3 separate regions of the Homo sapiens genome follow, and all the other regions are linked to region 1. Evidence: chromatin loops called from intact Hi-C (ENCODE). Cell type or tissue: IMR-90. All regions are shown on one strand.

The links. Peaks named below come from ENCODE experiments on the same cell type or tissue, not always from the same donor. Only the 100,000 strongest peaks of a DNase experiment are listed, where the experiment ranks them.
Region 2: it touches region 1 in a loop (11-fold over the local background); 3 of 110 quality-filtered maps call a loop at or near these places.
Region 3: it touches region 1 in a loop (2.6-fold over the local background); 5 of 110 quality-filtered maps call a loop at or near these places.

What each region holds. Positions count from the first base shown.
Region 1 is chr2:69,304,544-69,309,543 of GRCh38, reverse strand. No RefSeq gene overlaps it. Among named protein-coding and RNA genes, the nearest start is that of GFPT1, 80 kb to the left of the region's middle. RefSeq lists enhancers at 2,157-2,206, 2,692-3,431 and a silencer at 2,437-2,586. In IMR-90, CTCF peaks have their summits at 483, 1,981 (motif pointing right) and 2,393 (motif pointing left); a DNase peak (open chromatin) is centred at 2,013; H3K4me3 peaks cover 923 bases; H3K27ac peaks cover 2,089 bases.
Region 2 is chr2:69,058,554-69,063,553 of GRCh38, reverse strand. All of the region lies in intron 3 of ANTXR1 (ANTXR cell adhesion molecule 1), which reads right to left. Among named protein-coding and RNA genes, the nearest start is that of MIR3126, 43 kb to the left of the region's middle. In IMR-90, no CTCF peak of the experiment used is centred here; no DNase peak of the experiment used is centred here.
Region 3 is chr2:69,198,334-69,203,333 of GRCh38, reverse strand. All of the region lies in intron 17 of ANTXR1 (ANTXR cell adhesion molecule 1), which reads right to left. LOC124906019 (a long non-coding RNA gene) reads right to left here. Exons shown (of 2, transcript XR_007086799.1): 1 at 1-5,000. Among named protein-coding and RNA genes, the nearest start is that of MIR3126, 97 kb to the right of the region's middle. In IMR-90, no CTCF peak of the experiment used is centred here; a DNase peak (open chromatin) is centred at 3,043; H3K27ac peaks cover 1,862 bases.

The DNA of each region.
Region 1 (5,000 bases):
CACCCAGCATTCAGAAGTAGACACTGCCACAGTAATTCAGTTCACACTCCCAATACAACTTGCACAGCACCTACCACACCTCTCTGAGTGGCACCGCAGCCTTCAGATTACCACTGCCTGAGATGTCCACTTCCTGTTAGCCCATATCTAATTATGTGTGGAGACTTAACAAATCCTGTATTGTGAGAGGACTCCTCTGGTTATGGGTAACAGAAACCCTACTCTATGGAACTGAAGCACAAAAGGGGACTTAGAACTGGATCGTGTCACTGGAAATGCCAGGGTAACCTGGCTTCAGGAATCACCGACCCAGCTTGTGTGCCTGTATCCCAGATTCTGGCACATCTGACATAATCCCTGTGACCCTCCTCTCCATAGTTTCCCCATAGTCTCCAGGAAGACTCCGTCTTTTTAGACATGTTGGGTCTGACCTAAGGACTTTGAGTGTTCTCAGGCATTTCTCTAGGGACACAGAGTGACCAGAAATGCCAGCCAGCTTGGGCAAAGCCACTTGCCTTTTCCTCCCTCTGGAACATCCAGCCACCTCTCTAGACCTGCCCAGGAGCTCAGAGCAGCCTAGGAGGTCCTCTCAGTTGTTGCCCCCTCACTGTCCTCTGGGGTCTCCAGAGCCAGCAGGGAGTACTGAGGGTCCCTCCCAGCTGCAAGCTCCAGAATTCTCTACAGATGCCACTGCCAGGGTTACCCTGTGAATAAACTGGTTCTACTCCAAGGGTGTCACACGTGCATGATGTAGGTAGACATGGCATCGGGACTCCAATGATCCCAGACAGAATCTGCATGACCTCCTGTGAATATCGCCAGCAGCAGCCAATCTGTGGGTCCATATTTTGGCTTAATTCCCCCAGCTTTGGGGTCCTTCATAACGACAGGACATTGGTGTCCTCCTCCACCACTCCAAATGCCACAGGCATTTATCAAAGTCCCCAGGAGTTTGCGTGTGTGTTTAGGAAGAAGCCCATTACGTCTTCTGCGGGTCTGGGTTAGCAATCGTCTGCACCTGTTGTGCCCTCTCCTCAGGGCCCATGCCTTGCCCCGCAAGCTGGTCACCCCACAGCGGCTGCTCCTGAGGTATTACCAGGCTCAGTTCTTGCACTGAGTGGGGCTGGGACCACATACCACAGGGTCACTCTCTCATTCACTGCTCCACCATCTCCTTTCCACTAAACTTTCTTCTGCACTAAAAGATCCTCATATCCCCTGCCATGAACACCACAGCCATCTATTTCAGCAGGTGACCCCCTGTTAAACAGAGCCACCAGAGAGACCCCCAGGAGCACAGCGCTGGTTGGAGAACACCACAGCTGGGGTCTAGATGTCCTCATTCTCGGCCTTCTTCTTTTATACCCAAACGATGCTTTCTCTGTTAATAATATCTGAGAGAACTGTTGCTTAAAAATGTAAAACGAAACCACCGTGTAAATGGAGCGGGGTCTTCCTTGGAAAGTCTAACCTTGGGGGCACCTAGTTGATGTAAAGAAACCACTGGCTGTCAGAGGGGAAGGGGGATTTGAGGACAGCCGAGTCAGGGAGCGTGGAGCAGCCAGGCTTTGTGGCAGGGCCTTCCACAGGGGCATGCTGGAGCTCAGCACTGAGAGCACCGGGAAGAGAGGGACAGCAATGGGCACCTCAGCCCCTCAGCAGGAGAAGATGGCGACCGCCACAGTGGCCCAGACTCCTGGAACTTCTGAACTACTTGGTAATTGGTTGGAATTTTCGGGGGTCCGCAGAACCCACAGTTCTCCAGGTGGAGCCGAACCAGAAAAATGCTACTTTGTGGTGTTACTGTGACCCCCACCCCCGCGCCGTATCCACCCCAGGTGCATTGATTAGGAAGTTGGTTCTGGCTATTTAAAACAGTGCTGAAACAGGTGGGTGTGAGCGGGGGAGCGGAATCACACAAACCGCGCTGGTCACAGCAGAGGAGCGCCCCACACGACAGCCTTGCGGAGACGGGCAGCGGCCACACGGGGGCAGCGCCTTCCCAGCCTGAATGAGCACAGACGCCGCGAAGCCCCCGAGAGTCGAGAGGAAGCGCAGTTAAGGGGCGGCCACGCGTCTCGGCCCTGTGCCCTTCCTTACATTTCTCGCTCTGCGGGGCGCGCCATGCCTGCAAACACAGGGCATCAATGGTCTTGGGAGGCTGGAATGTGGGGTGTGCAGAATCCATCCAGCGCAGTCTAGGGCAGGACCCAAGGGACACCCTGTGGGGGTGCTCTGGGCTGGTCCCCTCCAAGCCCCTCTGCCCGCTCCCTGATCTCACTCAGATCGGTCCCCTCTCCCTCAGAGAGCGGCCCTTGAGCTTCAGGCACTTTTCTAGGCCCTGGGGGCACAGCCGTCCCGGGGCGCCGTCTGGAGGGCAGGGACAGTAGTGTCCCCGCAGCGCCTCCTACCTGCCACCACCTCCACCTGTGCCGGGAGCCCCAGACCCGCCGGCCGAGCCGGGTGCGGAAGAGGCTGCAGGCGCCCGGGGCCCGGCCTTCGGAAGTAGGGGTCGCAGAGGGGCTCCGGCCTTGCGGTATCTTGTGTCGGCCGCACCCCAGGGTGTGGCTCTGGAACGGGTAGTGGGGAAGCTGCGGCGGCGCGCAGTGATCCCAGCGGGGCGTCTGGAGACAACAGAAGGGGCGGTGCTCACGGGACCGGCGTCTTTCCCGGGGGCCACAGTCGGGCCAGCGGGGCATCTCTCCGGACGGCCCCTCCCCGCTCTCTCTGCTCGGATGTTCACGCTTCCACCCTCAGCGCGGGGCCGCCCTGCCTCCCCCTCCGGAGCCCCCAAGCGGGTGTCAAGGGCAGCCGCACCCACGCGGAAAGCTCAGTTTCCCCTCCTGTCCTTTAGGTTTCTGTGGCTTCTTTCTGCCTCCGTAGCTGGAGCCAGGACGTGGCCGTGGTCCGGGAGAGCTGCGCCCAGAGTCCCGGCTTCCTGCGTGAGGGGGAGCGGCTGGGAAGCGGGTTCCTGGCGGCTGGACCACCGCCCCAGGTGGGCGTGCGAACTCAGGGCCTGGATTCGCACACAGAGAGCCCTCCTACAGCTGTGCACGCCCCGCGCCGGCTCCCCTTCCTGGTTTTTGATGGATACAGCCGGTCCCAGGCCCACCAGTTTAAATGAGTTTAAATCCCCACGCAGCCGACATTGAGGAGAGAATTCAGGAAGCTGGCACGGCTGCATCTCCAGCCAGAAGGTTTTGTGTCTGACATTTGATTGCAAATTGCAACGTTTCAAGGCTTTATAGCTCAGGGGTTGAAGGCAGGAGAGGGAGCCTATCTGTAAATATCTTTCTCCTTAAAATGTGGTCTCTCCCGCCTCTCTTCCTTTTGGCTCCTTTCCTTTTTTTTGGCACAGGAAGATGGCTGAGGTCAGCGAGGCTGGGTTGTTTCCCTGTCCACAGCGCATTAGGGACCAGAAAAGAATGTTGGTGTCTCTAAGGTGAGCTGCTGTCGCCTCAGGGTCCCGGGCTGGGGGTGACAAGGGCTAAGCTAAGACGAGGCCCCTAGGTGAGTGGATTTTGCATTGATTTGGAAGCTGGTTCAGGCTATTCAAAACAGTGCTGAATTCTTTGATGTTGAGGTCGCTTTGGACCTCGAGGTCCCACTTATGCCGGCTTCTTGCTCCAGGAGCGACGGCCCTGGTAGAGAAAGGGAAGTCGCGCAGCCTCTCAGGTGGCCAGGTCTCCCGCTAACCCCCACTGGCAGCTTGTCTGAGGTCTGACTGCAGAGCTGTCCGAAAGGAGCTGGGCTAGGAGATGCCAGTGGGATGTCCCAGCCACACAAAACTGCAGGCAGAAATGGGTTGACCATGCCTCAGTCTTGACTGCCCCACCCATTGCCCACCCCAGTGCCTGACCAGCTTGCAATGACTTGACCAGTACATGTGACCCTCAGCAGCCACCTGCTAATATAAGCTCCCATTTCAATCCACTTCACATGCCACCTGCCCATTCAGGACCCTCACCTCCAACGCCCCCCCCCCCCCCACCCCTTGCTGCAGCATGCCTCAACTCCCCAGGCCTTGCTCAGCCTGCTGTCTTAGAAGAACTGGTCGTGTGTGGTCCAGGGCTCTGGGCTCTGGCCTCTGCATCGTGTCAGCACGTGGCTGCCCTGGGCTGGAAGAGGGACGCTGCTGTCCCTTCTGGTATTCTGGGCAAGGGGATGAGGAGGCTTTTCTCCAAGGCCCTGTAACGCAGCTGAGATCAGGCTGAAATTTTTAGCAGGACCGTCCTGGAGGCTTGGACAAGCACAGGGCAGTGAGGTGCAGTCCACCTCCCAGGGTGGTGGCTACTAGGGCCATAGGAGCATCCTTGGGGAGATGGGGACCCCCCGCAGAGTTGTAGCTGCCATCATCTCTCCCCCAGAGAGAGGGTTCTACCTGCTCTCTATATTCAGGAGAGAGGATGAGGACTTCCATTCACCTTTGGGACAGCCTTTACTTTGTCCCCGGGCCCAAAGAGAAGAGGAAATTCCTTTTTCCTGCAGCCCGGGACTCAGATCCTCTCATTTCTGTGCCTTGGTCTGTCTGTGCCTAGGACACTTGACAGTGGGGTTCATCCAGTTGCGGAGAGAGAGAGGGACAGTAGCCCCATCCTCAGCGACAGCAGCCCCACCCTCAGCGACAGCCCCACCCTGGGCCCTGCAGGCTGCGCTCCACAGAGCCACAGCTGCTATCAGCGCACTCGGGTATCAGCCGCGCACGGGGGGATGTCGGGAGCTCAGTGCATTCCTTTCCCTCCACCCACCCTCAGATCAGGCAGCACTCATGTCTGCCTGGAACATCTGCGTTCAGATTCCTGGAGGCTTCGCAGTTACCTTCAGGGATAATGTGGGCATTTGCTTCACTCAAGATGGTTTTCCTAGAAAAGGGCAAATCTGACTCTGGGGTGAATTTAGGCATCAACTCATATGGAAGTAAACTGCTGGATCCTTGAAGTACAGCTTATGCAGAGTTTAAAAATTCTCCAGGTTTGGGTCCAAGCTACAGCATCACTTTC
Region 2 (5,000 bases), 250 kb after region 1:
TGGTATCATTTTCCTTCACCCTAAAGAATTCCTTTAGCATTTTTTTTAATAGCGCAGATTTGCTGCTGATGATTCTCTTAGGCATTTTCCCCCTTCTGAAAATGTCTAATTCTGCCTTAAATATTTTAACTGGATATAGAATTTTAAGTTGATTTTTTTCTTTTATCTCTTTAAAGATATTGGACCTTCATTCTCTGGATTGCATTTTTTTTTCCTAATAAAAAGTAAGTTATTTTTTTAATGTTGCTTCTCTTTAATATATCTTTCCTGCCTTCCCTCTGGCCGCTTTTTAGATTTTTCAGAAATTTGACTATGATGCACTTAGGTGATGCTTTCTTTGCATTTGTCCTGCTTGAGGTTCTTTGAGCTTCTTGGATCTGTGTGTGGATCACGTTTGGTATTCCAATTACACAAATACATGTTATCAAGTAGTATAGATCACTTGATATTCTCCCATAAGTCACAGGACTGGTTCATTTTCTCCCTCCAGCCCTCAGACTTTTCCCTTTCTGTCTTTCAGTTTGGATATTTCTATTCACTTGTTTTTAAACTTATTAATCCCTTTTCTGTGGTGTTCAATCTGGTTTTAAACCTATCTGATAAATTTTTTATTTCAAATAATGTATCTTTCAGTTCCACAGTTTTCACTTGGTTCTTTCTTTGAGTTTTCTTTTTTTAATTTCTGATCACCCATATCTTCCCCCCCATTGTATTCACCTTTTCCTGTAAATTATTTAACCTATTTATAATAGTTGCTTAAAAGTCCCTGTCCATTAATTCAAATAACTGAGTCATCTGTGGTTTGTTTCTATTAACTATGTTTTTCTTTATTGTGAGTAATATTCCTCTGCTTCTTCCCATTTTTCATAACAGTTTACATTTCAGTCACTGAGTATAAAAAAAGCAGTGGAGACTTCGGTATAATATTGATTTGTGTTGTTTACTCACTGCAGAGCATAAGGCTTTTATTCTTTGTGAGCTAGGGCGAGGGGCTGATCATTAGATTCCTCCTTGAGTCAGGGTGAGCTTGGGCTGGGCTGCACCTTTTGTTAGATTCATGTTCCCTGTTATTAGGCCAACTCCTGGACTTTTGCCCTGCCCTGCCTTTGTGATCTTCTCAGTATTTGAATTGGTAGATGGCTAGGTGCAGCTTCAGATATTTTTGCTTGACCTTTGTATTTCACTCTGGTAGGACTCCAGAATCCAAGCACAATGAGAATCCACCTAATTATGTGATTTATCTCTACTCTGCAGGCAATTCCTCCACTGCTGCTTTCTTGGAAAAATGCAGAAATGTGGGTGAGGGGGGATAACTTAGGCTGAGATATTTCTTTTTCATTTCAGATTCTAAAGCCTCCTTCTGGCACACATGTTTATGTAAGACTCAGCTGACTTTTCCTTATCCCTGCAGAGTGTCTGTCTATGGCAGACCCACTCCTCCAATTACCCAAACCTAGACCACGCATCCACCTTTAAGTATGGAAGCTTCTGCAGAACCTTCTCTGCTTAGCTATTATATAAAGGGTTTGTTTCTCTCTAATTCAGTTAATCAGTGCTTCCTGCATCTCTACTAGCCTCACGGAAACATATGAATTTTATTTTGTCTGGGCTTTTCTGGTTGACCATGGAAATGAAGGCTTTTCACATCTCTGAATATCATAAACAGAAGCAGACATACTTTACAGTTCTTTTCTAAATGTTTGTGACTACACATTTGTCTCAAATCAGAAAGAAAAATACTAGATGCTGATTACCAGCATACAAATACACTCTAGTATCTCTTATCTTAAAAACATTTTTTAAAGTCCTCTTTGATCCCACATCTCCCTCTAGCTACTGACCTATTTATTCACATCTCTCTATATGACACAGCTTCTTGAAACTTGTCTCCTCACTCCTTGTCTTTTCTGGTGGAGTCCTTCTTCAAATGTTTAGTGATCTTTGGCTGTCTGTCCATATCAAATGAATGAGACTAAAAGCCTTGTTGGAAGCTCTGCATGCATGGTGGGCATGCCAATTGATGAATGACCAGCTTTTTTTTTTTTTTTGGCAGTTGTTTTTTGTTGTTGTTGAAGACTCTCAAATATCATTTTATGTGTATGTATTTTTCCCTCTAAGACATTTATTTCTACAGAGAAGTAGTTTTCAAACTCTTTTCTTAGATTTTAAGTCTGAAATTGGACAAGGAAGAAGGCTGGAAGTAGCAACATTTGTTTTGCAGATGTCTCTATAATTTCTCTGTGCCTGGTGTCCCTGACTATGAAACCATTCTTGTGCAATTTTGTCAGAAAATATGCTTCTCCTCTCTGGTGGAGGTAAATAAGGGGTAATTTTCAAACTCTAGTGGGAAGGAGGGATGGTTCTGAAGGTTGAAGAGCTTTTAAACAATCAATATTCCAGTTTTCACTCTCTAACCCTTCCTTGCCTTTTGCAATATCCAGGTTTTGAGCTTTCTAGGATTCTACAAGGCTACATGGTTTGTTCATCTTCAGTATTTCCTTCCACAGGATTATATTTGACTTTTCTCCACAGTGCCATATCATTTGCCACTCTTCCTTCCCTTCTATTCTTATATGTGGTGTTTTTATGGTTTAAATATTTCTCAGTTTCCTCAAAGATGGTCTTTGTGCTTTTGTTTCAAGTTTTCCTGGTTTGGGGTTGGTTTTTTGAAAGAAAGGGGAAAACATCTTAACTTATCAAAATATTTTTATTTATTTTAATTTAAAAATCTCATTTTAAAGTTGGAAGTCCTCATTTTTTAACCCACTCTGCTCTGACTTTTGTCTCCACAACTCTGCCTCTGCTGAAACTGCTTCTAGCAAGGCCCGCTATGTTACCAATCCAATGGTCACCTCTCTGGCTTCATGTTCCTCAACCTCTTTCAGCATAAGACACAGTTGATGTCCTTCATTTAAGCAATGCTCTCTTCTCTGAAAGATTTGAGAGTAGATTTGTGTTTTATGGCATGATTTCCATTACACCATACTCTCTCCTTCTACCTTACCACCTGTTCTTTCTCACATTTCTATGTAAGTTGTTCCATCTCATCTAGAACTCTAAAGATTGGAGTTCCAGCTCCAGAACTCAGTAAGATCACCCATCCTCACATCAGCACTGTTTTACAAGGTCACCTCATTCTTCCATGACTTCAGAGCCAAACTCCATCAAAGAAGCATGAGCTTTGGAGGAAGACAGACTCGGGATGGAAATCTTATTCTACCAAGTGCTAGGTATGTCAGCTAACCTCCCTGAACTTTAGCTTTCTCAAAGTAAAACAAAGGTGTGGAATGCTAAGATCTACCAGATTTCTTCCAGCTTAGAATATTGCATCTGATTTGAACTGGGAACAAAAGAGCAAGCAGAAATAGAACCTGGGTATCTTCTGGGAACTGGAGAGGCCACACTTGGCAGACAGGAATAGTCCATGATGTAACACAGGATCCAGTGCAGAGCCAGAAGGGAAGCTGACAAAGAGGAGCCCATCAAGGAATTTTTAAAGGTTGCAGCATAAGCTGGCATAAAAGACAAGAGGGATGGTTTAATCACAGGACAAGATGAATTTGTCCAAACTCTTCTTTATACAACTCTATTTTCATTGGTCACACATTTGTGCAGTAATTTCACCATGTGGTTTTCTATGGCACCATCTGGCTTTTGAAATAAGCCCTGTTAGACCTTCACATACCTTAAGACTTAGCAATTTAACTCCTGGTTATCTACAGGCATACCTTGGATATATTGTGGGTTCTGTCCCAGACCACCAAGATAAAGTGAATATTGAAATATTGAAGTAAAGTGACTCTCACAACATTTTTGGCCTCCCAGTGCATATAAAAGTTATGCTATACTATATTGCAGTCTATTAAGCATGTAATAGTAGTATGTCTTTAAAAAGTACATACTTCAAATTAGCCGGGCATAGTGGCAGGTGCCTGTAATCCCAGCTACTCAGGACGCTGAGACAGGAGAATCACTTGAACCAGGGAGACGGAGGTTGCAGTGAGCCAAGATCGTGCCATTGCACTCCAGCCTGGGCAACAAGAGCAAAACTCGGTCTCAAAAAAAAAAAAAAGTACACACTTCGATGAAAAATACTTTATTGCTAAAGATTGCTAATGATCATCTGAGCCTTCAGTGAATCATAATCTTTTGCTGGTGGAGGGTTCTGCCTCGATACTGACGGCTGCTGACTGATCAGAGTGATGGTTGCTGAAGGTGGGGTGGCTGTGGCAATTTTTAAAAATAAGACAACAATGAAGTTTGACCCATCAATTCACTCTTCCTTTCACACAAGATTTCTCTGTAGTATGTGATGCTCTTTGATAGCATTTTACCCACCATAGAACTTCTTTCAAAATTGGAGCGAATCCTCTCAAACCTTGTTGCTGCTCTATCAACTAAGTTTATGGAATATTCTAAGTTCCTTGTAATTTCAACAATGTTCATAGCATCTTCACCAGCAGTAGGTTCCATCTCAAGAAACCACTTTCTTTGCTCATCGTTAAGAATCAAGTCCTCATGAGTTCAAGTTTTATCATGAGATTGCAACAATTCAGCCACATCTTCAGGCTCCGCTTCAAATTCTGGTTCTCTTGCTGTTTCCACCACATCTGTGGTTACTTCCTCCACTAAAGTCTTGAACCCCTCAAAGTCAGTTGTGAAAGTTAGAATCAACTTCTTCTAAGTTGCTGTTAATGTCGATATTTTGGCCACTCCTGCATGAATCACAAATGTTCTTAATGGCATCTACAATGGTGAATCCTTTCCCAAAGGTTTTCAATCTACTTTGCCAAGATCCATCAGAGGAATCACTATGTATGGCAGCTATAGACATGCATTTCTTAAATAATAAGACTTGAAAATCTAAATTACTCCCTGATCCATGGGCTACAGAATGGATGTTGTGTTAGCAGGCATGAAAATGACATTAATCTCCTTGTACACCTTTATCAGATCTCTTAGGTGACCAGGTGCATTGCTAATGAGTAGTAATATTTTGA
Region 3 (5,000 bases), 110 kb after region 1:
ACTGAATGAATACTACAGAGAATTCAAACATCCAGGGAAGATGGCTGTGCCAGAATAAATCACACCCTCTAGGAACATTTCCTATAATTTGCTCTTTTTTCTTCCTTTTTCTTAAAATGATCCGTTTCTTACAAAAATTTATAAAAGGTCAGGAGACTTTCCCTCCAGATCTGTTGGGACCTTATACCTGGTGTCAGATAGGAATTCTGAAGATGTCCATTTACACAACATAAAGAGCTAATGTAAACTTAATTGTTTATTGTGCAAGAAAAACGACTTTCATGTAAGACTTCAATATGTAGATAACTTGGTTCTTTTGGTCATTGCTGGTTTGAACATAAAATAATTCTGAGAAAAAGTTTTTCCTACAGGTTAAGAGGTAATTAAAATTCTCTGAAATCAATGGCAGTTTTCAGGGAGAAGGAAGGGAAGAAAATAAGCTCCCATCTTTTCAAATTATTTATACCTACCATTTTATTTAATCCTGAGACATTCACTCTGGAATGTGGAGAAGTGCTGCCAGCATAGGAGCAATGGGGTTCCCAAGGTGTGGCTGTTTCCAGGAGCTCCAGTTCCAGCTCCTCCACTCCTCCAGCCACATCACAGGGAGAACAGAGCCCATCACTTCCCACAGGGATGTCCTCACTTCCTGCCCTCTCACTCATACCTGGGATCTACAACCCATGTCACTAAGGAGGACTGGCACTTCCTCCTAAGCCCTCCAACCCCTTCTCCTAAGAGTTCCTGCAGTCTAACAGTGAGTTCTTGTCTTCAACCCCTTCCTCTACTGGATCTCTGCCACACGCACTTAATCACGCTCAAGTCTTACTAAGACAAAGAACTCTTTCCAATTCTAGATCTCCTCCAGCTACTGCCTTGGCTCTCCCTCCCATTGTTTGTTAAGCTTTGCTCCCAACCCCATCATCCCACAGAGCTCGGGTCACTAAGGGCACCATAACCTCCTTACTGCTAATCTTATTAGATGATTGCTCTCAGTTTGCATCTTAATTTCCCATCACTTGACACTCCACCCTCCTCCATAATGTATTATTTTCCCTTGGCTTCCATGACCCCAGACTTTCCTCTTACAACTTCTCTTTCTCTTGGCTGGTCCTTCTTAGTCGTCTTCTTGCTCTATTTCTTTTCTCCACCCTGACTTAAAGGATGTGACCCTCAGGGTTCAGTGCTTAACTTCTTCTCTCTACCCCTCTCCCTGGTTTCCCCTCTAGTCACATTGGTCTCAACTGCCATGGCCAATGACTCTCAGATCTTTGCCTGCAGCCCAAAACTCTCACTGGAGCAAAACTGCCCCCTGACTAGGGTGAGGCATGCGAGGTGTCTAGGGCACAAAATTTAAGGAGGCATGTACTCGCAGGTCCCTACTTTCACACAACCCTGACAGTGAGCAACCCAGAGAGTTCCTGCCCTAGATGCCTTCATGCTTCCCCCTGGTCCTGACCTGCTGCAGGTCCTTTTTGTTTGGATGTCCCACAGGCACTGTGAACTCCACAAGTTAAAAAGTGACGTCCTCATCTTCCCTCGCAAAGCTGTCCTCATCCTGGTGAATGGCAGGCAGCACAGTCAGCAATGTCGCTTGGGCCAAATCCTGGAGGTCCTCCTTCACACTTTCTACCCTCTCATCCTCTACACCCAGGCAGTTACCAAATCTGTGATTATTTGCTCAATATCTTGTGAATCCAAGCTGTCTTCCTTGCCCACCACTCTGCACTTCAGGGTGCCAGCCTCTCTCACTGCCGCTATGTCCACACTGCAGCCAGTGCGACCTTTCTAAAATGCACATCCGATTGCGCCTCTGCTTAAAACTCTTGCAGTAAGTCTCTACTGTCCTCAGGGTGGAGTACAGCCTCGTCAGGCTGGCAGAGCAGGCTCCCACGGCCGGCAACTCAGGTTCCTCTTCACCACAGTCCCTCCTCTCAGTGCCTCCCACTCTGTCCTCCTCTGTACCCTGCTCCTTGTGTCTCCCTGAAGGAGCCACAGTCTCACCTGCAGATCTGTATGCAAGCTTCCCTGTCACTAGAATATTCTACCTCCCCAACTCCATTCCCCCTTCTTGTCTTAGCTTAAATGTCCATTCAAGAAGGCATTTGGACTCCAAGGCTGGTGAGATGCCTTTCCTGGGTATAGCTCCCACACCTCATGTGCTCAGCTCCATCACAGAGCCTTTCACACCAGGCAGTGTTTGGGAGCTTCCTGTTTGTCCCTGTTCCTCGAGGGCAGGGACAGGGCTCATTCATTAATCTTGAATATCAAGCACTAATACAGTGCTCATTGGCTCTTAGAAGACATCTAACAACTATGGGTTGAATGCATGAAGGAGTTCAGGAATCCCTAGTGTTGACTTTCAAGTCTGAAAGTCCTAAATTCAAGCCCCAGACCTCCTTACCAGCTGTGTGTCCTTGGAAAAGTTAGTAATTTTCCCTGAGCCTCAATTTCTGTTCTTTAAAATGGAGATCATCATTACCCCAAGTTACTGTGAATGGGTTTATGCTTCTGTAAACATTTGCAGTTCATACAGTGCATGACACTCTCTTCTCTTGCACACCATACATACATACATACATACATGAACTCCTGGAAGCCAGAGTTTAGTCCTCTGCTAATGGATATCCCTAGTGCTCAGCCCAGAAATGGATTCTTAGTGGGAGTGCAATTGGTTTTTGTTGAGGGAAAGCAGCCATGGCAGGCCTTAGAAATTGGCAGTGAACAGGGAAAAGAAAAAAAGGAAAGGGGTTAGAAGAAAGAGGGAATGCAGGAAATGTGAAGGAGAGAGAAGAGAGGAGAGAGAATGCAAGAGTGCAGACACTTTCTCTGAGGCCTGCTACAGGAGGCTTATCTGCTTTAGAAGGACTGGGCAGAGGATAACCTCTCTCCTGGAGGATAACCTGCCCAGGCTATTCTCGCCTCTGCGACAGTAGGGAGACATGGTGCCCATGTGACTGGCCTCACGCCCTTATTGGAAACAGCTGGGGAGGATTTCACAACCTCTGAGGCTTCAGATGAGTTTCAAACATTGTTTATGTACATTTACGTGTGTGTTTCCCTGGGTCTCTTCTGGTTGCAAGGAGATCCAGGCTTGCAAAACAAGCCCTGAGTGAGCTTTAGTATTTTGTTCTTGCAGATAGTAATGGAATGTACCGGCCTCCTGATGCCAGATCTGAAAACAGATGACATCCAAACCCAGTGGGTTCTCTGGGAGCACGTGAAGTGGGATGGAGTTCGATTTGGAGTAAAAGTGACTGGGGAGGGCTCAGGCTGGTTGGTAGATGATTGAATTCCATCCAGAAAAGACATATGAGGCTGAGTTCTATTTTCTCTTTTCCATCTTCTTTACTCAAGCAGTAGCAATGACATGGCAGCCTCAGTCTAGATTAACCATCTTCCTGATAGGAAAGGGACTGTTAAAAGCCCATGAAGAGTGTGATCAGCCTATCTTACTCTTGGGGTTTCTGAAGGAACATGGGGAGTTGCCTTTAAATTGTTTCAAAAAGGAAAGAGAAGATGCTGCCCTGAGTGAAAAAGAGGGAATTGGACCACCTCACTGCTTCTCAACCTTAGATGCCCATTAGAATCACCTGGGGAGGCTTTGTGATTCCCAGGTGATCCTATAAGTGCCCAGACCTCATCACAGAACAATTAAACAGAACCTTTAGGGGGGGACCTTGAAAGCTCTCTAGGTGATAACAATGTGCAAACACATTGAAAACCACTGGAGTCCACGCTCTGATCTCTGAATTCCCTTATGTTTCTGTGTTTGAAATTAGTAATCTAGGAACAGAATATGTGAAGATGGGAGATTTCTTCACAACTCACTGAGGCTTAATATTTAGATTTAAGGTAGACTAGTTATTCTCCAGTTGTGTCAATAGGTGCTCTATGGAGAAATATAGAAAAGGGGCGGCTTGGTGGCCAAAGCAGTATAGAAATATTGCCTAGGACCCCAGACTCTCAGGGTGAGAGGTACTCTGAAGTTTGTTTGGTTCCTTATCTTACTGGTTTTCAAAGTGTAATCCCCAGACCAGCAGCATCAGCATCACATGGGAGTTTGTTAGAAATGCTAATTCCCAGGCTCCACCCCAGAACTTCTGAATCAGAAACTCCGAGCATGGGTTCAGCAAGCTGTGCTTTAACAAACCTTCTAGGTGATTCTGATGCTCAAGTTTGAGAACCATTGATCTGCTACAGGAATCCCCTGTGTCCTGGCCTAGTGGTTAATTTGTCTTATCCGTGTTTGGTAACATTAGTTACCTGGAGCATTAGTCTCTGGGGCAGCCCGTTGTGTTGTTGAAACTTGCATCCTTCAATTCTTTCTGATGAAATTTGTTTCCCCATTGTTTCTACCTATGGGGCTAGCTCTGTTCAATGGGATGGCCCAGAGTAAATCCAAGTCACTTTCTATTAATACATCCACTTCAAGGCATTCAAGATAATTTTCTAGGACTTCTCATTTAATATAACATATGGCCCATAGCTTCCAAAGGAGCCTTTCCCAAATCTACACTAAAATACTCAGGAAGATGCAGAAAAGGTGACAATTCGCATTACCATCAAAAACAGACCGAGGGGGTGGAAGTGTGGAAGAAAATTTTTGTGAAAATGTATGTTCTCTTGAAGTAGGGGAGGCTTCTCTAAATTTGAAACAAAAGGCAGGAATCATAAATATTTATAGATTTGACTGTAAAATTGTAGAAAACTTGAATATATTTCTAAAAAGTTAAAAGGTAAATGGCAAACTAGAAAAAACTTTGGACATATATTACATGGTTAGACTTTAAATGTCATAAGGATTAAGTACCACATACTTAATGCAAGCACAGGATCTGATACATAGTAGGCTTTCAAAACATTTGATTAATATATGAATGAAGATGGGTTAAGAAAATGATCACAGGAAACCAACACTAAAATATCCAGTGGAAAAATGAGCCAAGTCAAACCAATTGACAAACGAGAAAATAAACATTAAAAAAATCGTTCTACCT